2 separate regions of the Homo sapiens genome follow, and region 1 is linked to region 2. A link is a loop called in an ENCODE intact Hi-C map of the cell type or tissue named here. Cell type or tissue: Caco-2. All regions are shown on one strand. Each heading gives the region's core, and the rest is flanking DNA. Links, peaks and the distances in the headings are about the cores only.

Region 1 (13,060 bases), core at 4,971-9,970, 60 kb after region 2:
ATACTCATATTTGTTAAATTTGTGAATATAAAACATCTCTAGAATAGTTCTCTTTTGGATTGTGAGTTTATGTGCATATGTGAGGGTGGATATGTGTGTGTATGTAGATGTTTATGTGCATGTGATGTGTGTGTAGATGTATTTCTGCTGAGGGAGAAGGTGGGAATGAAAATGGGGAATAAATAGGTTGCCTGAATAACTGCTACCTTTCTTCTGTTAATGTTTTCCAAAACCATTTTATTTCCAGATACAATTGAGGATTAATGACTCAGTTTGCTACATTCTCCAGCATTCTATATCTTCTGAAAGAAGTTGCCATTTGCATTAAGATGATGTAAGCATGAGCTAATGAATAGGATTTGTGACTATAAGGAGTCACTATAAGTGTCTACAAGGAGTTTGGGAGAGGACAGGCAGATATTATTCAGATGTTTCCACGTTATGCAACAGTAATAAAATATTAGCAACAGCAGGAAAGATAACTCAGAAGGAGAACTACTTGTGAGAATAGTTAATTAATGCAGTTTTATATATGTTACTTTCAATATTGCCTTTGGATATTCAATGAAATGGCCCAGCTGGCTGTGACAAATTTAGGTCTGGAATAGGAAGTAGTCAATGCTAGATGCACATGCATGCTATTGTAACACCTTGGTGTTCTCACTAAAGCCACAGAAGAAAACAATATTATTTATATGAGCTAGAGAAAGGAAATAGCTAAAATACCAGAGCCCAATGAAGCCCTTTGATGGCTATATTAATAATGGATCCAGGCTCACACTTACTCTAGAGTTCATTCTAGTATTTCATTTTCTGGAAAGATTATGCAATTTCTTAGCTTCTGTCATTTTCAACTATAGGGAAATCTACTTCAGTCCTTAGTTGGTTTTAGTCTTTAGTTGTTTAACAGGTATTTTTGTGATTTAGTCATTGTTTATTGACTGATATCATTGATGGTGTTGTAAACAGACCCAAAATAGAGTCAAAGGGAAATCACTCTGATTTTTATTTCTTCATGAAGAAATCCATTTAACATAGTCAGATATAGTTTTGATGGGATTGGTTTGATGGGAAAGAAAGCAACTACATTCTAATTACCAAGTACCATGGGCAGTTGATGATGACTTGGAAGTAGAGTTCAAATGGCAAGTCCTATAAATTAAAGTACCTTAATTTTTTGTCTAATAATTGATATAATGATTGTGAATAATTATTGATAACAATAAATTAGGTTGCATATATATCCAATGGGTAACTAGCCAAAAATTAGCCAAATTCAAATATGAGATATGTATTGAAATAATTACTATGTATAACTCATCCTGCTATTTAGCCTCACATAGGTACAGTTATTTAAAAATAGGGCATTATTGTATGAAGAGTTATTAAAAGATATCAATTGTTGTTTGCACTTGTAACTCAAAACCTGTAAGGACAGAGATCATAATTCAACATGCTGTGATTTAAATTATCTGTTTTTAGCAATTGATTTGTTACAAGACATCCCACTGTGTCTACAGATCATCTTGTGACCTCTGATAGTGATACCCTAAGAGTAACTGATATTTGAGAATTATGAAACAAGACTATTTGAAATATTAAACACAAAATGTTTTAAGTGTTTAACAGAACAATTACCTTTTCATATACTACACAAATTTCTTCCAAATAAACCAATTTTTTAAATTGAGTTTTTATATTTAATTTTAAAAAATATCCTTATTTGAGCCATGTCTTTTAATGTAACATCAAACACAGAATAGGAAGTCTGAAAATTTCTGATGTGTGTACAACAGGAAGTTACATTACCAAAATATTACCATAGATATTTGAGTTTTTAAAAATAGATTTTCAATTTGATAGTGTTACCCTGTGATTGAATTTATAAGTTCTCCCCTGCAAACAGACATTTCATTTTATTGCTTCTAGCTTTTTGGCAGAAACAAAAAAGTGAATAGCTAACACCTGGTTACTAGCTACCAGCCAAACTTGCAATTTCTATCTCTGTAGAAATGAAGTTTGAATCTTAGAAATCAAAGTAAATGAAAGTTTTAAAGCTTTAGTCTTGATGTGTTCAAGGGAAGAGAAATTACAAGAAAATATAAAAGAATCTGTTCAAAAATCTTTAATATTTCCATCCTAAATGTAGAATTAAAAATATTGCTAAATGATTATGACTTTACTTGTCATGATACTACTCTTTGTTAATTTAGTTTATTGACATTTGAAGATAAAATTAATTAGAAATGTCAACTGATGCATATGTTTTTCATGTTAAAAATGAAATCTTCTGAATATTCTGCAGCAGAAGAATGGTCAATAGTTCATTCTGTATTTTCATGGCACAAAATAGATTTGGAAAGGCAATTCTAGGATTTTAACTTTACAGTGACACTATGAAGTAATATAAATTTATACTTGTGCTTAATATAAAATGCCATATGCATAAAGTATGTTAAATAACGTGAGACAAGACCTAATATAATTTTTAAAATACAAATTACAATATAAATTATAATATACTAATATGGACATATATATCTTTCTTTCATAAAATTATAAAGTTTGACCATAGATTTTATTTTACAGATCCAAGCTTCAAATGAATTAATGAAGCTCTTAAGTTATACATCCTGCTCTGCACCCTTATTGAAATGTTTTGAGCAATGGCCCACCTACTACAGCCTGACCCCTTACATTTAATAAAGATTATATTTACATATAACCCAAATAAATTGTAAGCTAAATCTTATTTTCAACAGTCATAAATATGAGTCAAATAGCTTTAAATTTATGTAAATTTTGCTGCAATATTTATAGAGGCAGCAACATTATTTCCATATCATATATCAAAGAAAACAAACCTAAAAACATCTCAATATCTTATACCTACCTCTCAAAGTCTCTCAGATCACAGCACGGGTCCCTAGAATTTATCTTTTTTCTCTTATGCCTAAAAAGTTCAATCTTAAGATGACTCCCCTTTATTTCTACTCTGTATTACAAATTAGCTTTCATTACATACTAGCTATTTTAACCCTGAGAAAGTTATTGAAATTATTACTACGTAAGTTTCCTTATTTATAAAATAGGGACGATAATATCTACCTTATAGAGTCGTTGTGAGAATTCCATGAGTTACCTTGCAATACACTTAGAATAAAAAAGTCGTATATAATATGTGCTAAAATATTAGTAATTATAAACATTCCACTCATGTATCACTATTTCAAAAAATAATTGTTTATCAAGCATCAGTTATATGAACTGCACTTTGCTCAGTGCTCAAGATTACCAGTGAACACTAACAAGGAAAATTATATATCCTAATGTAGTTTAAAATGTAATGCAAGAGAAAGGCAAATAGGAATTTTGGTTAGCAAAATATAGAGTAAATTATATTGCTCTAGGTGTTAGAAAATTAAATATGGGAATGGAGTAGTAACAGAGAAGTGAAGATTGCAGTTTTTAGATAGTGTGGCTGGAGAAGGCTTGACGCATAAGGTAGTATTACATTAATGACCTGTAGGAAATAAACAATTTAGTGACTGATGTATCTGAGGAGAATAATTTCAGGTGAAGGCAGCAGTAAATGAAAAGTTTCCAAGGCAGCAGAAGGCCTTCCATTTCTCCAGGAGTGGCAAGGAGACTATTTGTTGTAATGCAGTAGGTGAGAAGAAAAGCAGCAAGACATGAGGTGAGCAAGATCACTCACAGAGACCAGATCTTTCTAGGTATTTTAAGGCTTTAGACTTTATGTAAGTGAAATTAGAAGCAATTGGTGGATTTGGGGAGAAAAAAAAGAGAATCTTACTAACGAAAATCAATGTAGCCTCTTTAAACTTCTTGCATTTCACAGAGGCACTCAACACACAAATGTGAAAGGCAAACACCCAGGTGCCAAGCAGGACACCCAAAGAACCTTCTTAACATCTGAGTGAAGGAAAGAGCAACGTATATATTTTACACTATATATGTGAATACTTTTATCCAGTATTTGTGAAATTAATACTTAACTATCTTTCTTGTTCCTCTACACTGCAGCTGAAGATGATTTAATATGTTGCTTCCCCCAAATGAGCACACTAAACTCCTAGGTGCTCTATTTTATTGACCTCTTCTATTTATGCCACCCACCCACCGCTGTAAGCTGCTTTATGATTTCACTAAGGACCTTTTATGAAGCCCTTGGTCCTGTTTATCAGTGACCCTTCCTTACCCCTCATCCATCCAACTCATAAGATCACCCTTTGGAGTGTTCCAATTTTGCATGTTATATGTGGCTATCAGAAGTGGGCTATTCGTCTTTTGAACAGCTTTCTCCCAAATATTTTATTTTTATTTATTATTTTTTTGGGAGGGGGGGACAGAGTTTTGCTCTGTTGCCCAGGCTGGAATGCAGTGGCATGATCTCTGCTCACTGCAACCTCTGCCTCCCAGGTTCAAGCAATTCTCCTGCCTCACCCTCCTGAGTAGCTGGGATTGTAGGCACCCACGACCATGCCCTGCTAATTTTTGGTAGAGATGGAGTTTCACCACATTGGCCAGGCTGGTCTCGAACTCCTGACCTCAGGTGATCCACCCACCTCGGCCTCCCAAAGTGCTAGGATTACAGGCGTGAGCCACTGCACCTGGCAGTTTTCTCACTATTAGTTTATAATAAAAACTTATACAGCAATGATTAAAGAATTTAAAAATGAGGCCTGGTGCGGTGGCTCACCCCTGTAATCCCAGTGCTTTGGGAGCCAAGGCAGGTGGATCACCTGAGGTCAGGAGTTCGAGACCAGCCTGACCAACATGGTGAAACCCCATCTCTATTAAAAATGCAAAAATTAGCCAGGCATGGTGGTGGGCACCTGTAATCCCAGCTACTTGGGAGGCTGAGGCAGAAGAATCACTTAAACCTGGGAGGTGGAGGTCGCGCCGAGATCAAGCCATTGCACTCCAGCCTGGGTGACAGAGTGAGGCTCCATCTCAAAAATAAATAAATAAATAAATAAACAAAGGATTTAAAAATGAAAACCCATGTAACTACCATCAAGATATTTTTGTTATAGATGCTTTATTGCATGTCTATTTAACATATCTCAAATCATAAATTAATTCATCTTACTTATCCATTCTTCTACAATTCATAGTTAAAATTTGTGGGGTTTTTTTTGTCTTTTTAAAAATACATTTGCTTTGAATTTTGGTACAAATTCTTTTTGTAAAAATATGTTTTCATTTTCATTGGCTAAATGCCAAGGAATAAAATTTCTGGAATGTAGAGTAAATATACAATTAGCTTTAAAGGAAATTGGGCAGAGCTTTTTTCCCACAGGGGCTGTACATTTTACATTTCTACCAATTCTTTGCATTGTACCAGGAACAACAATAATTAGTTTTAAAGAATGTTGGCAGAACTTTTTTCCAAAGGGGCTATATATTTTACATTCCTGCATTGTTTCACAAAAAGAGTCCACTGAATAGCAAAAAAAAAAGTGCCATGAGTTTTTTTATTTTCTTCTGGTGGATGTGAGCTAGTATTATTTTGTGACTATAATTTGTATTTTCCTGACGCCTGAAGATATTAAAATTTTTTCATGTGCTTCTTGGCCTTTTGTATCTATGTATCTTATTTGTTTTGTGAAGTTTCTATTCAACTCATTTTTTTTTAACATTTGGTAGTTTATCTTTTTATCACTTAGTGAAAATGATTTTTTTACACATTACGGCTATCAGTTATTTCTTAAATATATGTTTTTAAGCCATATGTGTTTTCTAAAAATTTTCTTCCAGTTTGTGTCTTGCCAAATCTTTTTCCTAATTGGGTCTTTTAATAAACAATTTTTCTTTTTGAGATGGAGTCTTACTCTGTCGTCCAGGCTGGAGTGCAGTGGTGTGATCTTAGCTCACTGCAACCTCTGCCTCCCGGGTTCAAGCGATTCTCCCTGCCTCAAACTCCTGAGTAGCTGGGATTACAGGTGCCTGCTAATTTTTGTAGTTTTTAGAAGAGATGGGGTTTCACCATGTTGGCCAGGCTGGTCTTGAACTCTTAACCTCAGGGTGATCCACCTGCCTCAGCCTCCCAAAGTGTTGGGATTACAGGCGTGAGCCACCGTACCTGGCAATAAACAGATATTTTAATATTAATGAAGCCTAATTTAACTATTTTGTCCTTTTTGAGTGCTGCTTTCCATGACTAACGTAAGAAACCTTCACCTATTGCCATGACCAGATACCTTCTGTGCTTTTCTCTGAAGTTTTATAATTTTAGCATTTGCATTTGGATCTATGCTTCATTTTGAATTAAATTTGGTGTATAAAGTCAAATACAGTATTTTTTTTCGTGTGGGTTTGAGACATTCCAACACCGTTGGTTGAAAAAGCATCCTATCCCCATTGGATTACTTTGTCTCATTTTAAAAGTGTCATATGAATGCATATATATGTTAGCAGAAAAACCAAACTCTGTAAAATTTTTAAAGAGCTTTATTCTGAGTCAATATGCATGACCAGGACCTAGAGAAAACACAAACTCAAGAAGCTTTGAGTAAGTGGCCCTGAAGTGGTCAGATCATGGTTTGGTTTAACATCTTTTCGGCAGGCAGGAGTTACGGACAAAGACAAAAATCAACTCATGGAAGGTGTAACTAGTTTGGCCCCAAAAGGAAGAATACCTCGAAATGAGGGCTTATAGGCTACAGGTGGATTCAGAGATTCGTTTATTGCAATTGGTTAAAGGAATAAAGCTGTGCCTGAAACTTGGAATCAACAGAAACGAATGGTTTAGTTAAGATGAAGATGCTATTTAGCAAGATAGATGGCCTGCAGGTGAGACTTAACTTTTGCCTGGCATGACCTTAGGTCTTCTTTATAATTTGGTATCTTATCGCCCCAAAGAGTCTATTTTGTCAGTATTATAATCTCTAGTTTAACATTATTGCTGGTCAGCTGTTGTGCTTAAACTTCAAAAGGGAGTGGTATAATTAGGCGTGTCCAACTTCCCTTCCCATCATGACTGAGAATTCTGTTTTTAAGCTTTGTAAACCAAAGGGATATGAGGTAAGACTGAATCAATCTAGAAGTTTATTTTGCCAAGGTTAAGAACATGCCTGTGACACAGCCTCATCCTGATGACATGGGACTTGTGCCCAATGTGGTCAGGCTGCAGTTTGGTTTTATTTGTTTTAGGGAAATATAAGACATCAATGAATACATGTAAGATGTACATTGAATTTGTCCAGAAGAGCAAGACAACAGGAACTGATGGGTGGGGTGGGAGGTTTCCAGGTCATAGTCAGATTCAAAGATTTTCTGATTGGCAATTGGTTATTATCTAAAGGCCTGGAATCAATAGAAAGGAATGCCTGGGTTATGATAAGAGGTTGTGGAGACCAATGTTTCATCATGCAGATGAAGCCTCCAGGTAGCAGGCTTCAGAGAGAATAGATTGTAAACGTTTCTTATCAGACTTAAAGAGGCTGTTCTATCAGTCTTATCAAGGTCTGTGTTGATGTTAACGGTAATGAGGCATGTCCATCCCCAACTTCCCATCATGGCCTGAACTAGATTTTCAGGTTAACTTTGGAATGCTCTTGCCTGAGAGGCATCCATTCAGATGGTTGGGGGAGCTTAGAATTTTAATTTTGGTTTACAAGTTGTTTTGCAATCTCCTTGGCCAAGAAGGGGTCCATTTAGTCAGTTTGGGTGATCGGTTAGAATTTTATTTTTATGTTACACAGGTGGGTCAATTTCTGAGCTGTATATTTACTTTGTTTGATCTATTTGTCAATTTTTAGGCCAGTCTCTTCTTTATTGTCTTCATTTGTATAGTGTCTAATAGGCCTCATAAATCAAGTATTGTAATTCCTCCAAAATTGTACATTATTTTGTAAAAGTAAGATTTTCCATTTGCTCCTCTTAAATATGATTAGATTGATATGAGTTCATTATTTGCTTTCTCAAGGTCACATTTGCCCACTTATTACATATTAGCTTTTTTCTAAGCAAATTTTTCATCAAAAAATGTATAAATGTGTTTTGTACTCGGATTTGATGATTACAGTATTGAAGTGAATAAAGTGCTGTGCTACAGATGTGTTCTTTCATACAACTATAGCCTCTTTTGTTTGTAGAGCCTGCAATGATTTTATAACTTCAGTAAGAGGAGGAGGAGAAACTGCTGTGGTCATTGTCATAGTAACAGCACCAGCAAATTTTAGATTCTTAGTAAATCTATTACTTTTTAATATGTGACATAATGTGTGATTTTATTTTTCCTTTCACATGTAATCCTTATAACTATGCAAAGTACATATTATTATATACATTTTACAAATTAAAGTTTCTAAAACATGAAATAATTTACAAAATAATTCATATATGCTGCTATTTAATTCTCACAGTATATCTCCCAAAAGGTAGTAGTGGTAACCCCGAGACTCACAGAGCATTCAAACTGTTTTGCTTGGTATAATGTTGAAGGATGCAAAATGACCATAAGGAAGTAGGTAGAATTGCAGCTTTGAATAATTCCAGAAAGTGCCATTCACACTGTAATCTATGTGGGGCTGCTCTCCCGAGTTGTGCAGTGCATACACCAATTAAGATGTTTTTGTTTGCAAGTAACAGGGTTCCATCTCAAAACTACATCAACCTAAATGGCATTTATTGCTTCAAAAAACAAGATGGATAAATAGAGGCCCAATGTATATTGACTTGATTTTGCATTTCATCGATATTACTAGGACAATTTCTCTCAATTCTCAGGTTTCCACAGTGGGTGTAATTAATCCCAAAGTAAGATTTTTACCAATTACTTCCAGGGCTACATCCAAACTTGGGGAGAAAGAAGACTTATGGCCCATAGTATATTCATATTCTATGACTGCCATCACCTATCACAACAAACTGGGTGGTTTAAAATTTCAGAAATGCATTCTCTCACAGATCAAGCATCCAGAAGCCTAAATTAAGTTTCTGGCAGAGCCATGCTCCCCCTGAAAGCTTTAAGGAAGTATTCTTCCTATGCCTCTTGTAGGTCCTGGCATCCTTAGTTTGTGGCAGCGTAAATCCTATCTCTGCCAACACATGGGCTTTGCTCAAGCCAGCCTCAGGGTTTCCCTCAGCTTGAATAAACCTTAGACAGTCTTCTTTCTGCCTCCAAGACCTCACCTCCCTCCTACTCTGGCCCCTACAGAATCCAGGTGACCTAACCAGGGAGATTGCTCTTCCTCCCTTTTCTTAGAGCATTTACTTTAGAAAACATGCAATTGCAAATTTGTTCTCTGCCTCTTTGACATATAAATCTTTTTCAAAGTCACTAGACAGTTTTAAAATCCTGAGTTATCTTTCTCAAATACTTGAGAGCCATATTTTGAAATGTAATTATCAAGGAAAATTGGTCTATCTGGGAGAGTAGGAGCCTAACTAAAGTGAGCACCTTGCTCCAAGTAGTAAAACTACCTCCTGTCAAGAAGATTGGTAGGATGAGGAAGTTTATTTTCAAGAAGATAGGATGAGAAAGTTTATTTTCAAAAAGATAGGATAAGAAAGTTTATTTTCCTTTGGGTAAAGCTAATTAACAAAAACATATGGCCTAGAATCCCCTCACCCCAGCTCTTAAAATATCTGCCATTTTTGTCAGTGGATTTGATCTCAGCCTGAGTTTTAGCCTCTCTACCCTATTGTAATATAATCAAATAAAGTTTTTCTCACCTGCTTAACTTTGACCACTGCAATTTTTGCTTTGACACCGTTGCTCTGTATGTTTCTGTGCTGTCTCCTATTCTTATAAAGACACAAGTCATTGAATTTAAGGCCCACCCTAAACCCGGCAGGATATTATTACGAACATATTTAACTAATTACATCTGCGTAAATTCTACTTCCAATTAAGATTATATTCTGAGTTCCAGACAAGCAATAATTTGGGAGTGACACTATTCATTTTGCCACATGCTGCTAGAGAAATATTTTCCATACACACTTTGAAAACGTCCCTCTTGCCTCATTGTCTGAATTAGGTCACATTCCCATTCTCAACCTAATCCAATTGGCTAGAAGAGTGTCATTAGTCAGCACTGACTGATTTAAACTTGAGCTCCCCAAACCTCATCTTGGCAAGTTGCTTTTGTTGAATTAAAATACAGTTTAGCAATTTTTTCCTAATCATTGATGTAGTAAATATATCTGGTCCCGAAGGCCTTTCAACCCTGCCATTGTGGGAGGCTAGAATATGCTGCCCCCAAATATGAAGGATTGTGGAGCTGAAGAAATTAAGAAGAAGCAGATTCAGGAAAGCTTCTGTCCTTCCCCTATTTGCCTAAAAGCAGAACACAGAGTTACAAAGAAAAGGTATCCTTCCCCCTTCAACCAAGGAGAGCAAAAATTAACCAGTGATGACACCTGTAGACCCTTATGGACCTGGAGATGGTACCAGAGGAATATACCTTAACAGGCTTTGCTAAGCAGTCTTTCTCTGCCATTTATTTACCCTTCCCCAAAGTGACCACCTGTGGAAACTCGAAGTCCTCTTCCTTTGTCTTATTACTTCTCTAAAAATTTACTATTCATTGTTGAAGATGCTATATAAGTTGGAATTCAAAGCCACCTTTTTAGAACTACTCATTCTCTGAGTGTCTCCCATGTGTATATGAAATATATGTGTTAATGTACTTGTTTGTTTGTTTTCGAGACGGAGTCTCGCTCTGTCACCCAGGCTGGAGTGCAGTGGCATGATCTTGGCTCACTGCAAGTTCCGCCTCCCAGGTTCACACCATTCTCCTGCCTCAGCCTCCCGAGTAGCTGGGACTACAGGTGCCTGCCACCACGCCCAGCTAATTTTTTGTATTTTAGTAGAGACGGGGTTTCACCATGTTAGCCAGGATGGTCTCGATCTCCTGACCTCGTGATCCACCCACCTTGGCCTCCCAAAATGCTGGGATTACAGGTGTGAGCCGCCATGCCCAGCCACTTGTTTGTTTTTCTCTTGTTAATCTGTCTTCTGTAATAAGGGTCTGTTCCAACTATGAACTTTTGGGGGTTGAGGAAAAATCCCTACACCATAGTTACAGGAAATCAACTATACCTGCTATCTAAATTCTGAGTGTGCTTGGAGTCCAATACAGCTTCATTTGCATATATAGGCAGCCAGGCCGATTTGGCCAGAGGGCAGTCGTTCACCAACCCTGGATTGGAATAATCACCATCAACCTCTCCTCCCCTTGGAGATAAGAAAGCAGCAACACTCTTTTCCTCTTCAAAATGTGGAAAATACAAACAGATATCAGTACCTGTCAATTCATCTCTGAGCAACTTAACTTCATTTTCAAGGTTTTACCTTCAAAGAAGTCATTCGGCCACCTCTGACCAACAGAGATAACATTATTTCCACTATTTAAACAACAGTTCTCTCTATCTTAGTACATCACAGAAGAGCAGAGCTTATTTTAGGACTAGGAAGAATATAGAAGCTATTCTTACTAATTCTGTGACTGTGACTTTATCCTATCTTTCTCTGAAAACATCACAGCAAAACATTTTATTTCATGTACTAATGATGTTCTGTGTGTTTGTGGCACACACTGGGTGTGTGTGCTGCTCCCTCATTATTACAGTGTTTAACAATGTTCTCTTTCTACAAAGAGAAAGTTTAAGGTAGTGGCTGAAAAATGCAGGCTCAGAGAGAAGGACAACAGAAGTTTCAAACCTGGCTCTTAGATACTAACTAGCGATCTTGCTTATTTTATTGTGTGTACTTCAGTTTCCTGGTACATAAAGTGGTGATTGTAGTAGTACCTATCTCATTCAGTCATTTCAATGATTAAATAAGCAGGTACATGCAAAACTCTTAGTACAGCATGCTCATTGTACTATAAGCTTTTGGTAAATGTCAGCTACGTTATTATTATTATATTTCTTAGTGATGAGAAATTGCCAAATCTTCTGAAGCTTTGCAGTATCATAGGCTTTGAACCAAAATGGGCTTTTGTTTTTTCTGTGACAAAGAGCTGTAGTAGCAAATCATTTTAGTTTTCATTTTTAATAAGTCTGAATAAGCACTGATTCAGCCTTTGTTTCTCATGTTGCGCATGGCAGGTTCTTCAAATTTTAAATAAATTAAGTACTATAATTACTCAAAAACTTAGGTAATTAAGTTATAATCAATGTATAAAAATAAATTAAATTTCCAAGACAAATTTATATGTATTTTTCTGAAGTAAATACATGCTTATTTGTAGGATGACTGATATTTTATTTTATTTTATTTATTTCTGAGACAAAATCTGGCTCTTTCACCCATGTTGGAGTGCAGCGGCATGATCTCAGCTCACTGCAACCTGTGCCTCCCCAGTTCATGCCTCAGCCTCCTGAGTAACTGGGACTACAGGCATGTACCACCACTCCTGGCTAATTTTTGTATTTTTAGTAAAGACGGGGTTTTGTCATGTTGGCCAGGCTGGTCTCGAATGATCTACCCCGCTCGGCCTCTCAAAGTGCTGGGATTACAGGAGTGAGCCACAGTGCCTAGCCCTGATTTTTTATTTTAACCTCAAGTACAGATAATTGAATTATTTTACTCAGTTTACATTATTGATTGGTCTGTGAAAATTACATGCACACACACACACACACACACACACACACACACACACAAAAGCACCCATTTCCCTTCCCACAGAGGCAATCAATTTCATGATTTAATATGCAGGTTTTTGTTTCCATATGTTCTTTTATAATGGGCATTTTTTACTTCATTTTCATGCACTTTTAATTTATGTAAATACTACAGTAGCAGAGATTGCTAATTTTCTACCAAAATTCATCATCACCTTATTCAATAGTAATAGAATTATAAATTACATTTTTCAGAATTTTCTGCAGCTTGGTGTGTCCATGTGGAATGAAAGCAGGGTGATGTGAAACACTTCCAGGTCTGAGCCTCAGAATACTAAATGTGTTGTTTCTCTTACTTCCTACTCTGTGCTACCCAGATGTGGGGGTAATGTGGTTTCAAGTAGGCAAGTTAACAGCAGTGCTCCAAGGCACTGGTCCTCAGAGTGTTCTTCCCAGG
Region 2 (13,060 bases), core at 3,675-8,674:
AATTCTAGCTGCCTTGGCTTCCTCAGACTCTGAGCTCCATCTCTCCTCTTCTGTGATGTGGACTACCTAAATTTACCATCATTGAGCCATGGCCAGAAAACACCCCAACACAGTAGTAGGCGTTGGCAGATTGAAGGACCCCCTCATTGGTTTCCCTTCTCTCAAAAATCATTGTCTTTCATTGCCTCATACCCTGTGTTTCAAAAACTGTTGCTTATATTTTGTCCCTTTTTTGTTTTTTTAAATAAGAGAGTGAACCAGGTTCCTTTTAGTTCATCTAGCTGAAAAGAATATTAACCTTTGTTTCTATTTTAACTATTTTAAAATTGCATGTCTTACAATTGATATTTAAAAGTACAGTGTTTCTTTTTCATTGTATAATGAAACTGTTTTATTTGATGTAACATTCTTCCTAATCAATTTCATGTTAAAATTGAAGAAAAAATAAATCACACCAGAGCCAGGCTTTATATGTGTATTAGTCAGAGTTTTCCAGAGAAATAAAACCATAAATTGAGATCTATAGTCTATAGGTCATCTATTTAAGGGATACAATATATATTTATAAATATATGCATATATGAAAAGATTTATTACGAAAATTGGCTCACATGATTATGGAGGCTGAGAAGTCTCATTATCTGCCACCTGCAAGCTGGAAAATCAAGAAAGCTGGTGGGGTAATTCAGTCTGAGTTAAAATGCATGAGAATCAGAGGAGCCAATGATGTAACACCCAGTTCAAGGCTGAAGATTCTAGAACCAGCAGGGGTTGGGGGTGGGGATGGGAGGCCGCTAGTATAAACCCTGAGTCCAAAGGCCCAAGAACCAGGAGCTCTTATGTCCAAGGGCAGGAGAAGATGGATCTTCCAGCTCAAGAAGCAAAAGAAAGAATGAGCCCTACCTCTGCCATTTGTGCTATTTAATCTTGGATGATGTCCACCCACCTTGGTGAGGGCAGGTCTTTCAGATACAGTCTAATAACTCAAATGCTAATTTCCTCCAGAAATTCCCTCACAAACAAACCCAGAAATAATGTTTTACAGGCTACCTGGACATCCCTTAGCACAGTCAAGTTGGCACATAAAATTAACCACCAAGATATTCTAGAAGTCTGATTTGCTTATTTAAAAGAAAAATAAATACATACATATCCTGAGGGGGCCTGACTGGTCGTTCTGTAAGTTTAGCTGCCTGGCACGTATGCTTAAACAGATGGACACATTTCATGTGGATGTTGGCCTCCAATACCCTTGGAAACAACCAAAAGTACTTGTAAGAAAATGGAAATTTAAATCTACTTAATCGTTGTTAAATGTACTACAATAATTGCCAGGATTGTTTCCCACAAATCATGAAGGAGACAGTTTCGGCCTAAACAAATGTAAAAATTATTGAACTTCCTTCCATAATTTAGCAGTGATTTGTTGAACCCGCACAACTTTCCCCAGTAAAGAATCTTCTTTCATTCTTCTTTTATGTCAGTAATAGGTTTTCTACATTTATGTCAAGTTATCCAAAGGAGAAAACTTACCTATGATGTTAGAAGTTAGGAGAGTGGTATCTTGGGCGGAGTGAGAATGCAGTGATTAGAAGGAATAGAGGGACATTCTGAGATGCTTCTTATACTCCAACTCTCACTCTTGATAGTGGTAACATTGATGTGTTATATATGTGCTAATTTTTGAGCCCACTTATGGCTTGCACATAATAGAATGCGTTAATTTATTGAGGCCGCTTATTGCTCATGTTCTTTACTATAACTGGTGTTAAGTTCAGCTACAGTCATGGGCAGCATAAGGACGTGTTGATCAATGAATGACCCTTTATCTAACAGGGGTCCCATAAGATTATAATGGAGATGAAATATTCCTGTCGCCTAGTGACTTCATTGCTATAGTCATGTCACAGCACGATGCATTACTCACGTGTTTGCGATGACGCTGGTGAAAACAAAACTATGAGCTGTCAGTTGTATAAAAGTATCACACATTTACAATTATGTATAGTAAATAATAATAATAGGCTGGGTGCAGTGGCTCACGCCTGTAATCCCAGCACTTTGGGAGGCCGAGGCGGGTGGATCACGAGGTCAGGAGATCGAGACCATCCTGGCTAACACGGTGAAACCCCGTTTCTACTAAAAATACAAAAAAATTAGCCGGGCGTCGTGGTGGGCGCCTGTAGTCCCATCTACTCGGGAGGCTGAGGCAGGAGAATGGCATGAACCCGGGAGGCGGAGCTTGCAGTGATCCGAGATCGCGCCACTGCACTCTGGCCTGGGAGACAGAGGGAGACTCTGTCTCAAAAATAATAATAATAATAATAAATGACTGTTATTGATGTATGTATTTACTATACTATATATTTTATCATTATTTTAGAATGTTCATCTTCTACTTATTTAAATAAAAAGTTAACTGTAAAAAAGTCTCAGGTAGGTCCTTCAGGAGGAATTCCAGAAGAAGACGTTGTTATCTCAGGAGATGACAGCTCCATGGGTGTTATTACCCTTGAAGACTTTTCAGTGGGACAAGATGTGGAGATGGAAGACAATGATATTGATGATCCTGGCTCGGTGTAGGCCTAGGCAAACATGTGTGTTTGTGTTTCAGTTTTTACTAAGAAAATTTAAGAGGGGAAAAAATTAAAAATAGAAAAAATCTTACAGAATAAAGGTACAAAGAAAGTAAATATTTTGGTAGAGCTGTACAATGTATGTTTTAAACTATTACAAAAGAGTCAAAAAGATTTAAAAAATTAAAAATTACAAGGTAAAAAGGTTACAGTAAGCTAAGGTGAATTCATTACTGAAAACATGAATTTTTTAAAATAAATTTAGGGAAGTGTAAGTATGCAGTGTTTATTAAGTCTACAGCAGTATAATGTTCTAAGCCTTCACATTCACCCACCACTCACTCACCGACTCACCTAGAGCAACTTCCAGTTTTTGCAAGCTCCATTTGTAATAAGTACTCTCTACAGCTATACCATGTTTTATCTCCTATACTGTATTTTTACTGTACCTTTTCTATGTTTAGGTATGTTTTGAGTATACAAATACTTACCATTGCACTACAACTGCCCACAGTCTTCAGCACAATAGGTTTATAGCCTAGAGCAATAGGCTATACCATATAGCCCAGGTGTGCAGTAGGTTATACCCTCTAGGTTTCTGTAAGTACACTCCATGATGTTGCATAATGATGAAATCACCTAATGACACATTTCTCAGAACACGTTCCTGCCGTTAATCAACACATGGCTATATATACTTTAATACTACTTTGTCTACAATCAAAGAAACCATTTGTCTCCTAACCTAATCTTTTTGTAATTGATTGGCAAAAAATTTTAATTTGCAATTTTGTTAGAATGAATGAGTTTAACATATGAAATTATATTTATTAAATGTTAACTTATTTTTGCTTTTCCTAATAAGTACAGCAAATGATATTCATATTTTGTATTGATTTACAAATCCAACTTGCATACTAAGGACATTAAGGTCTGTCAGTAAGATCCTAATATTTTTGTAATCTGTTGCTGGCATTTATATTTATGATATTTAAATGTTCACAAGTTTTCATTTTTACATTTGACTTTTAATTGGTTTATCTGTATAAATGTTTCCTTGCACTTTAAACTTATAAAGAATTTTACCATTCAGAAATAAGCAATCTGAAATATTTTAATATACTTAGTTGATTTTAACGGTGTTACTATGTCTAAAAATTTTTTTGTTTTGAGATAATTAACTAATTGCCCCAGAATAGTAAGTAATTAAAGAAGCAGGACCACTAACTAAGAGTGTTGCAGAATAACAGATTTATTACAAGGATTTGACCTCAGGTAATTTTGGAAAGTGGTTATACAGTGTGTGTGTATGGCTGTGGTGTCTGCATCTGAGGCCAGGCCTAAAATCAGCAGGCCAAGCAGTGGGGAAGGCAAGACAGACATGAATTAGAAGACTGCGAAGACAAACTGGAACTCGCCTTGATGAACTGGATCTCACCTCTGTGTCTCACTACCTCCAAGCTGCCAGCTTTTGCTGAAGTTTGAGATATGCAGGAGAAGCTGGCACCTCCTGCCATAGAGCTAAACATACACCTAGCCCTGCAATTAGAGCAGTTGGAGCTAGGAATCTGACAGGAGCTAAATAAACTGCAGGCCCATTCCCCTGCTCCAGCAGCCGCACCTGCCTGCCCATGATTCAGAGAAAGTGAAAAAAAAGATCTGGCTGATGCTCTGTAAAGCTGGATGCCGCTCTACTTCCACAAGGAGTCAGAATATCAGCAACAATATGCTTGAACAGCCACAGTGTGCCTGGTGCCTCGCACCAATTTTCTGAATGTGACAAGAAAATAAGTGCTGGTGTACTTTTGCCTTCCAAATCGTAATGCATGCACGTCTCTTGTGGCTGACTCTAATCCAGAACGCTGCAGGAAAGCAAATTATGCATAATGTATTTCCAGCTTAGATAAGTAGACCCAACAAAATCCACTTCAGACTAATGTGTATCTCTCTCTCTCCTTTTTTTCCCCCTTTCTATAAGAGATAGGGTCTCACTTTCTCGCCCTGCCACCCAGGCTGGCATGCAGGGCCGCGATCAAAGATCACTGCCATCTCAAACTCCTGGGCTCAAGAGATCCTCCCATCTCAGCCTCCAGAGGAGCTGGGACTAGGGGCATGCACCACCATGCCCAGCTAATACTTAAAATTTTTTTAAGAAACAGTATCACCATGTTGCCCAGACTGGTCTGAGACTCCTGGCCTCAAGCAATCTTCCTGCCTCAGCCTCCCAAAGTGCTGGAATTTGCAGGTTTGAGCCACCATTTCCGGCCCAGACTAAGGTGTATCTTAAGATAAAAACACATGTACCCTTGTCCAATGCACACATATAAATATAGCCATAAATTGTCTCATTGATGTTTGTAAGTTTTAAAACTCATTATTTTTTCTATTATTTTAGCTTTAATCATTTTTATAGCTACATACAATGTCATGGATCATTCACAAACTTAATGTAATTGAAAATAAATAAAGAACAAATGGTTCCAATTGTATGAATTTCAAAGAAACAAGCAAAACAAGTCTATGCAATAGAAGACAGGATTTTATTACCTTTAGAGAAATGAGTGAAGTTAGTTATTGACAGAAGTACTGAAGAGTGATTTTGGTATGCTGATAACATTTTATTTCTTGACCCGGGTGCTGATTATCTAGATATATTGATTGTGTGACAAGTAAGCAACCTTTACTCATGACCTGTGCATTGTGTCAATGTGTATACATTATTACTATACAAATTGTTAAAATGCCATTGTATTTTTAGGCTTGACAGCTAAAATATTTCTAAATCATCTGTATTGTAAAATGCACATTTGAGTGGTATTACTTTTGTAACCCATAATTGTATGATCATTATAATTTATTTTAAGAGAAGCAGCGCTAAGTTTAAATCAACTTTCTTTAAATTTACCTAAAATTTTAACCATTTCAAATGACATCTTATGTCACTATCTGTACATTGTTCAAACCTATATTATTCTAATTATCTTTCTTACAAGTATTTCTGTGTAGATCAAGAATTACAGTAAGTTTTTTTTTAATAAAAGGAGATCTTGAAATGGGTTAGGAAAATCTCTTTTATTTCAGTATAAGGCACATAATGACCCTAAAAATATAGCTCCCTTTTTCTTTCTAGGAGGCATCTTTTATCTCTTCTTGCCCCTTTCCTCTCACATTTAATTAATTTCCAAATTAATTTAAACATATTTAGACCCTTTATCTTTTTCTTTTACCTATCATCAGTCTAGTTAAAATTATTATAGCAGTAGATAGAATGTGTATACTATTTCATCTCATATAGCTACCCCTCATCTGTCTGATTGACATCCCTTAATTTTAGTCTGTCTTCCAGTTCTTCCTACACATTCACAACAACTTCAAAAGTTTGCTTAAATCTTTTCCTCTGAACAAATACTTACTAATTTTTCATTTCTTTTCTGAAGAAGTTTGAAATTCCTGAATTGGTTTTGAAATTTCTCTATGAATTGGTTTTACTCCCTTTTATCCTCATGTCAATTTCCTCTACAAAGAGTCCTCTTGGGCTTCTAGAACTTATCATTTTAATGGAGGAAAGGGGCGCAGGGCAGGTGGAGATCTGTTAGAGAAGATCAAATTTAGCCAAGCAAATAATGGGGGAAAATGTAAAGTAGTACAATGAAACAAATTTTGCGTGTGTGTGTGTCTGGTGTGTGTAACTTATGTCTTAGAAAAGATCAGAAAATATAAAAATATACTTTGCAATAAATATTTTAGCATATATAGCTTTTAGTTTTCTACTTTTAGTAAATTAACTCATCCAAAAATGGAGGTAGAACCCATAGTAGCAAAATGGCATTATTTGGCTGATATTCAGTGCTCTCAGGGATACTGTGCTCATTTACGGCTGTGAAATTTGAGGCATTTTTGATAATATAGCTAAGTTACTGGATAGGAAAGACAAAAGGATTCAAGGAAAATTATGTTCCCAGTAATACTTACTCTAATGGCCTTTGTGTTTTAAATCTTTGGAAACCAAGATGACAGAAAGGATGCAGAAAGCAGAGGCATCTCAATTACCCTGACCTGTATGTCTAGACTAATTCTTAAACATTTTCCAATCTAGGTCTAGATTCCTTTCAAAGTTGACAAGTGACTGGCATTAGAGAAATCTTAAACCTTTTTCAGAGTAGAAAATGAAGCAATATATTTGAGAAGCCAAATCAGAGATATGCAGCATATAAAAAAGGAAGGGGGAAGGATGCTGAAAACGTATAGAAAAGTATTGCCAAAATTAAATTTTAAAAAGCTGCTCCTTGAGCAACTAGCAAAAGGAAATATAATAGCAGATGGCACTAAACAGGCAGTAACTTTCAGTTTTCTTTTTCCTTCTGTCATTATCTGAACTGTCAACTCATATAAGAAAACCCAAGGAAGATATATAAGGAATAAGAAGGCACAATTTCTAAGGAGAATAAAGAATATGTGAGCAATGGATAACTTGAACTATTTGAATATGTTTAAACTCACAGCTCCAGTGATATCAAGAATAGAATATATATAGTTACCAAAAGTTATTATAAAGTTATTAGCAATCATTTCTTATAAATCGAGAAAATGTAGAGAAAGACACTAAAGCTGAAAATGCTACAGTAGTGTTTTTCTATGAGACAAAATCTTGTCTTTTTCATAATTTTAATTCATTTTTACCAGATATTCCTGAATTTCTACTCTATTCCAGGCTTTGAACTAGAAAATATCGATAAAAAGAAGACTACATCGGGCTGAGCTAAGAAGATAATAGATTTGTGGTGGACGTCAGATTATAAAATTGAGAGTATATTAGAAAGTCCTCATTTATAGATAAGTACAAAGTGTTACACAGAAGAGAAAATATGAATGTTCACTCCAAGGATACGTACAAATAAGTCTTACACAAGAAGTAGCATCAAAATAGGAAGAAATCTGAAGGGCATAGGGAAAAGCACAGAGTGAACATAAATAATCATGGCTTATTTAAAGAATAAGGGGTATATTGGAGTAACCAGAATATAGGACACACAAACATGAAATAGGGAAGGGGAAAGTGGTAGGAGATAAGATTTTTAAGTTAATGTGTGCCAAGATTCTATGTACGATGAGAAAGAGCTTAAGTTTTTTTATCTTTAAAACCTTAAAATACACTTTCTTTCTTTCTTTCTTCTTTTCTTTCTTTTTTTTTTTTTTTTCTGAGACAGAATCTTGCTCTGTCGCCAGGCTGGAGTGCAGTGGCGCTATCTCAGCTCACTGCAACCTCCACCTCCTGGGTTCAAGCGATTCTCCTGCCTTAGCCTCCTGAGTAGCTGGGACTACATGCGCATGCCACCACACTCAGCTAATTTTTTGTATTTTTGGTAGAGATGGGGTTTCACCATGTTGGCCAGAATAGTCTCTATCTCTTCACCTAATGGACCACCAAAGTGCTGGGATTACAGGCCTGAGCCACAGTGCACAGCCAAGATACACTTTCTTTTTAAGAAAAAATAATCTTTACTTGTGTGGGGGGTACAATAGTAATGAGGATAATTTATATATACATCTGTTACCAACATGCACATGGCCATAGCAGCTTCAAAAATCATTATTGAGGCCAGAAGGTTGGTCTTTGGTGTGACACCTATAGAGCGTAGACAGAGACACACAACGAATTGGACTTACAGGAGCTGTGCCTGGCTGCTTCTCCAGAGTGTCAAGAGAAGAAGGGAGGTAGAGGCAAGGTATACGACTATATACCAGATGAGACCTCTCCATGTGGAGTGCCCAGGAGCACGAAACGGTAGGGGTTACACTGAGCACTTGGCTGAAAAGCGAAGTGTTCTCCTATCTACCACAAAAAGGAGTTTCTATGCACAGGCAGTAATAAATCACCACATTTTAACAGCAGTTGAATAATGAGTTTGTGCAAGACAACTTTGGTAGCATGGGAGGAAACAATTGCTTCAACCAAAGGAAAACACTTAGAAAAGAGAAATCAACTTAGAATGCTACTTAGAATGCAATTTAGAATGCTATCCAAATGCTAACATTTGGGTAACAGTTGTATCAATGCAGAATGTCCTTCCTTCAAAGGAAAGGTGGATGCATGGTAATGCTATTGGTCAGGATCTTTAGTAGAGTTTAGTCAAACTTGGAAGTGAAGCAACCATGAAGAATGAGTAGGGAATGAGGCAGCAAAAGCAATGCTATATATGTGTAATAAATTTTAGATTCAAAGTGATCTTTGAATTTCCTTTAATCCTCATGATTATTACATTTTCCACTTGCAGGAGAAAGTGAAATTCAGAAAATTTCAGTGATTCTAACCAAATTTAATAAGTAGAAGAATGAGAGTGTAAAACTGAAGTTGTGGTTTAGCATCTTTTCACTGCAATACGTGAAGAACAAAAGCAAACAATCAATCTGGCAAACAGAAACCCATGAACAAACAGAGAGTATCTACAAAAACCTTCAATATTCAAAGTGGCAAGCCATTTTTATGATTTTATGTTACTTAGCAGTAACCTAAAAAAGATTTTCCATGGCTATGATTGATTTTGTATTGGTATTTGACAAAATATGAGGCTAGACTAGCCACTTGTTTTCATAGATAAAGTTTAATAGGGATCCACTGGATAAGTCTATTTGTTTACCTGTTTTGTATGGTTGCTCTGAGCTCCAACAACAGTTGAATTGTAGCAGAAATTTATGGCCATCAAAGCCTAAAATAATTACTATCTGGATCATTAGGAAAACTACTGCTTATCCCTGATTTTGATAGTGGAATATATGATCTAAGCCTTTGTACTTAACATAACCAGTTCCCAAATGTACTGAAATATAATCTGATATCATTGATTGTGCACTATACCAGTAGAATTTTAAAAAGGTCATAAAATAAATGAAAAGTTTTATTTATTTAGAGATAGACAAAACAATTTCATGTTTGCATTTACTACTGTCATTATGTGATTTATCCTTCTTAACTCCTCCATTCCAAGGGTTTGCTTTTTAATTTTGATGAGGGGCAATTTATAAATTTTTCTTATATCAGTCCTGCTTTGGGATTTGTACCTAAAATCTTTGCCTTACCTGAAGTAACAAACATTTTCTACTATGTTTTTTTCTTAGAAGTTTTATTGTTTAAATTTAGTCCTACATTGCACACTGTGTTACTGTATATGTATTATACACACACACACACAGACACACACACACACACAGTGGCCATAATGGGTCAAGCAAGGGTCATTCTCTCTCTCTCTCTGTCTCTTTCTCTCTCAGAAATTGCATATGGATATCCAATTGTTCATATACCATGTTTTTCTAGAGTTCATCCATTCTCCATTTGACCTTCCTGTCAAAAATCAATTGCCCATATATATGTGGAAGTATTTTGACTCTGCTTTATTGACAGATTTGTCAATCTTTAGGATAAAACCATTGTATACTTATTATTGTGGCTCTATATAGTAATCCTTGAAATCACTTACTATTTAATAATAGTATGAGGTATCCACCTTGTTCATTTATTAAAAACTATTGGTCTAGATCCTTTGTTTTTCATGTAAATTTTAAGCTTAAATTATAAATTTCTACCAGAATCCATTCTGAGATTTAAATTATGACTGTTTAATCTGTAGATCAATCTGGGGGAGGATTTACATCTTAACAATTTTGAGTCTTCCAGTCTATAAATGTCGTATATCTCTCCATTAATTTAAGACTTCTTTGATTTCTGTCGTCAACATTTTATAATTGTCTGTATGCATCATGCACACATTTGGTTCACACCTAATTATTTAATGGCTTTGGTATATTATAAAAAAAACTGTTACTTTATCAAAATGAATATTCTGTATAATTCCTTCAGGTTATATAGATTTTTTTTTTCATTTTGACCTATTCTGACCAGTTTGGATTTTGCAGTTAAATAATATTTCATGTATATGTCACTGAAGTTTAAGTGTAAATTTTTGTTGTTTTATAAACACAGTATACTGTGCAGAAGCTCTTTAGTTTAATTAGATCCCATTTGTCAATTTTGGCTTCTGTTGCCATTGCTTTTGGTGTTTTAGACATGAAGTCCTTGCCCATGCCTATGTCCTGAATGGTATTGCCTAGGTTTTCTTCTAGGGTTTTTATGGTTTTAGGTCTAACATTTAAGTCTTTAATCCATCTTGAATTAATTTTTGTATAAGGTGTAAGGAAGGGATCCAGTTTCAGCTTTCTACATAAGCTGACAGAACGGGAGAAAATTTTTGCAATCTACTCATCTGACAAAGGGCTAATATCCAGAATCTACAATGAACTCAAACAAATTTACAAGAAAAAAACAAACAACCCCATCAAAAAGTGGGCAAAGGATATGAACAGACAGTTCTCAAAAAAAGACATATATGCAACTAAAAGACACATGAAAAAATGCTCATCATCACTGGCCATCTGGGAAATGCAAATCAAAACCACAATGAGATACCATCTCACACCAGTTAGAATGGCGATCATTAAAAAGTCAGGAAACAACAGCTGCTGGAGAGGATGTGGAGAAATAGGAACATTTTTACACTGTTGGTGGGACTGTAAACTAGTTCAACCATTGTGGAAGTCAGTGTGGTGATTCCTCAGGGATCTAGAACTAGAAATACCATTTGACCCAGCCATCACATTACTGGGTATATACCCAAAGGATTATAAATCATGCTGCTATAAAGACACATGCACGCATATGTTTATTGAGGCACTATTCACAATAGCAAAGACTTGGAACCAACCCAGATGTCCATCAATGACAGACTGGATTAAGAAAATGTGGCACATATACACCATGGATTACTATGCAGCCATGAAAAATGATGAGTTCATGTCCTTTCTAGGGACACGGATGAAGCTGGAAACCATCATTCTCAGAAAACTATCACAAGGACAAAAAAACAAACACCACATGTTCTCACTCATAGGTGGGAATTGAACAATGAGAACACATGGACACAGGAAGGGGAACATCACACACCAGGGCCTGTTGTGGGGTGGGGGGAGGGGGGAGGGATAGCATTAGGAGATATACCTAATGTTGAATGAAGAGTTAATGGGTGCAGCACACCAACATGGCACATGTATACATATGTAACAAACCTGCACGTTGTGCACATGTACCCTAAAACTTAAAGTATATTAAAAAAAGATACTTAATACAATTAATATTATACTAAAAAAAACCACAGTATAACAAGTACATTTAAAAAATCTCTTAGCAATAATGCACTATACTAAGACATGCAACTATTTCTATTTGTTGCTATTTAACTTAATAATGCTAAAAAATGTGTAGGTGGTTGCTAAGTACTGCTTCAATCCTGGACCTTAGAAATATATGGAATGATATAATATAACAACTTCCCAAGATGTCATTGTAGCTCCCAATGAAATATCTAACAACTACTGTGTTGGACAGTATGGGGCAAGAAAGCTGCCAAGAGGAGGTAAACACTTGAGTAGAATTCTAGAATATGACCAGTGTTGGCTCGCTCAACAAGAGGAAAGAGGAGTACTGCAAAGAGCAGATATAATATGCCTAATATCCCCAAATTATAAAAATACATCGTATTTTCATGAAATCACAAGTTATTTATTATAACTGAAGTGTTTTGTTGAAGTGGGAAGAAATTAGAGTGGAGAGGTAGGCAAGAACAGCAAATGGAGAAACTTCATTTCAAGCTATGGAATTTAAAATGTATAAAACTATAGCAAAAGCAGTCTATTTAGAGACACTGTATTGAACTGATATGGAGTGGTAGCCAAATGGGTATGGAGTTCAATAGAAAAGATTGATTCTGTAATTAGTCAGATTGGGCAACAGAGTAATTTCTTCCAATTTGTGTTAGTGGGCACATAAGATGTCTACAATACTTTAGTGATAGTATAAGTAAAATTTGTATTTGTATTTTTTTCACTTAGCAATATGTATTCTGATCATTCTTGAGATTACTGTTATTACTATAACTTCCATACTATTTTATTAAGTGACTATATTTACTTAATCAGCTTTCTATTGCTGAACATTTGGTGTATCTTTAGCTTTTCCACCTTTATAAAATTTGAAAAATGTCTGTATGCATGAGGAAAAGAATTTTTGAATAGTTTTATGATTTTTAAATTCCCATGTTGCTTTCCTACAGTACTGCATAAAAGTCCCATGTACCCAGCGTTCTCAAAGTTTTTCTCTGTACGGCACCTTTTTTTTAAATAAAAATGACTACTAAAAAGATTACTTTTGTTTACCTAGTGTTTATAGGAATAATATCATAAAGTACCAATAGCATATGAAATAACAAATATAATAATTTTTGCATAAATCTACTTTTAAAATTACTTTTGCACATACTTTATAAAATATTAGAACTTATGAGCTCTTAACATATTTGTTGTATCTTTATGTAAAGATTAATAAAATTTGGGCAAATTTATAATACCAAAATTGAACTAAACATCATTACCCC

Evidence for each region. A loop is a pair of places that touch in the nucleus more often than their neighbours do. Peaks named below come from ENCODE experiments on the same cell type or tissue, not always from the same donor. Only the 100,000 strongest peaks of a DNase experiment are listed, where the experiment ranks them.
Region 1: it touches region 2 in a loop (9-fold over the local background); 1 of 110 quality-filtered maps calls a loop at or near these places.

Annotation. Positions count from the first base shown.
Region 1 is chr13:81,179,105-81,192,164 of GRCh38, reverse strand. No RefSeq gene overlaps it. Among named protein-coding and RNA genes, the nearest start is that of LINC00564, 41 kb to the left of the region's middle. In Caco-2, for the core only: no CTCF peak of the experiment used is centred there; a DNase peak (open chromatin) is centred at 7,534.
Region 2 is chr13:81,238,037-81,251,096 of GRCh38, reverse strand. No RefSeq gene overlaps it. Among named protein-coding and RNA genes, the nearest start is that of LINC00564, 18 kb to the right of the region's middle. In Caco-2, for the core only: no CTCF peak of the experiment used is centred there; no DNase peak of the experiment used is centred there.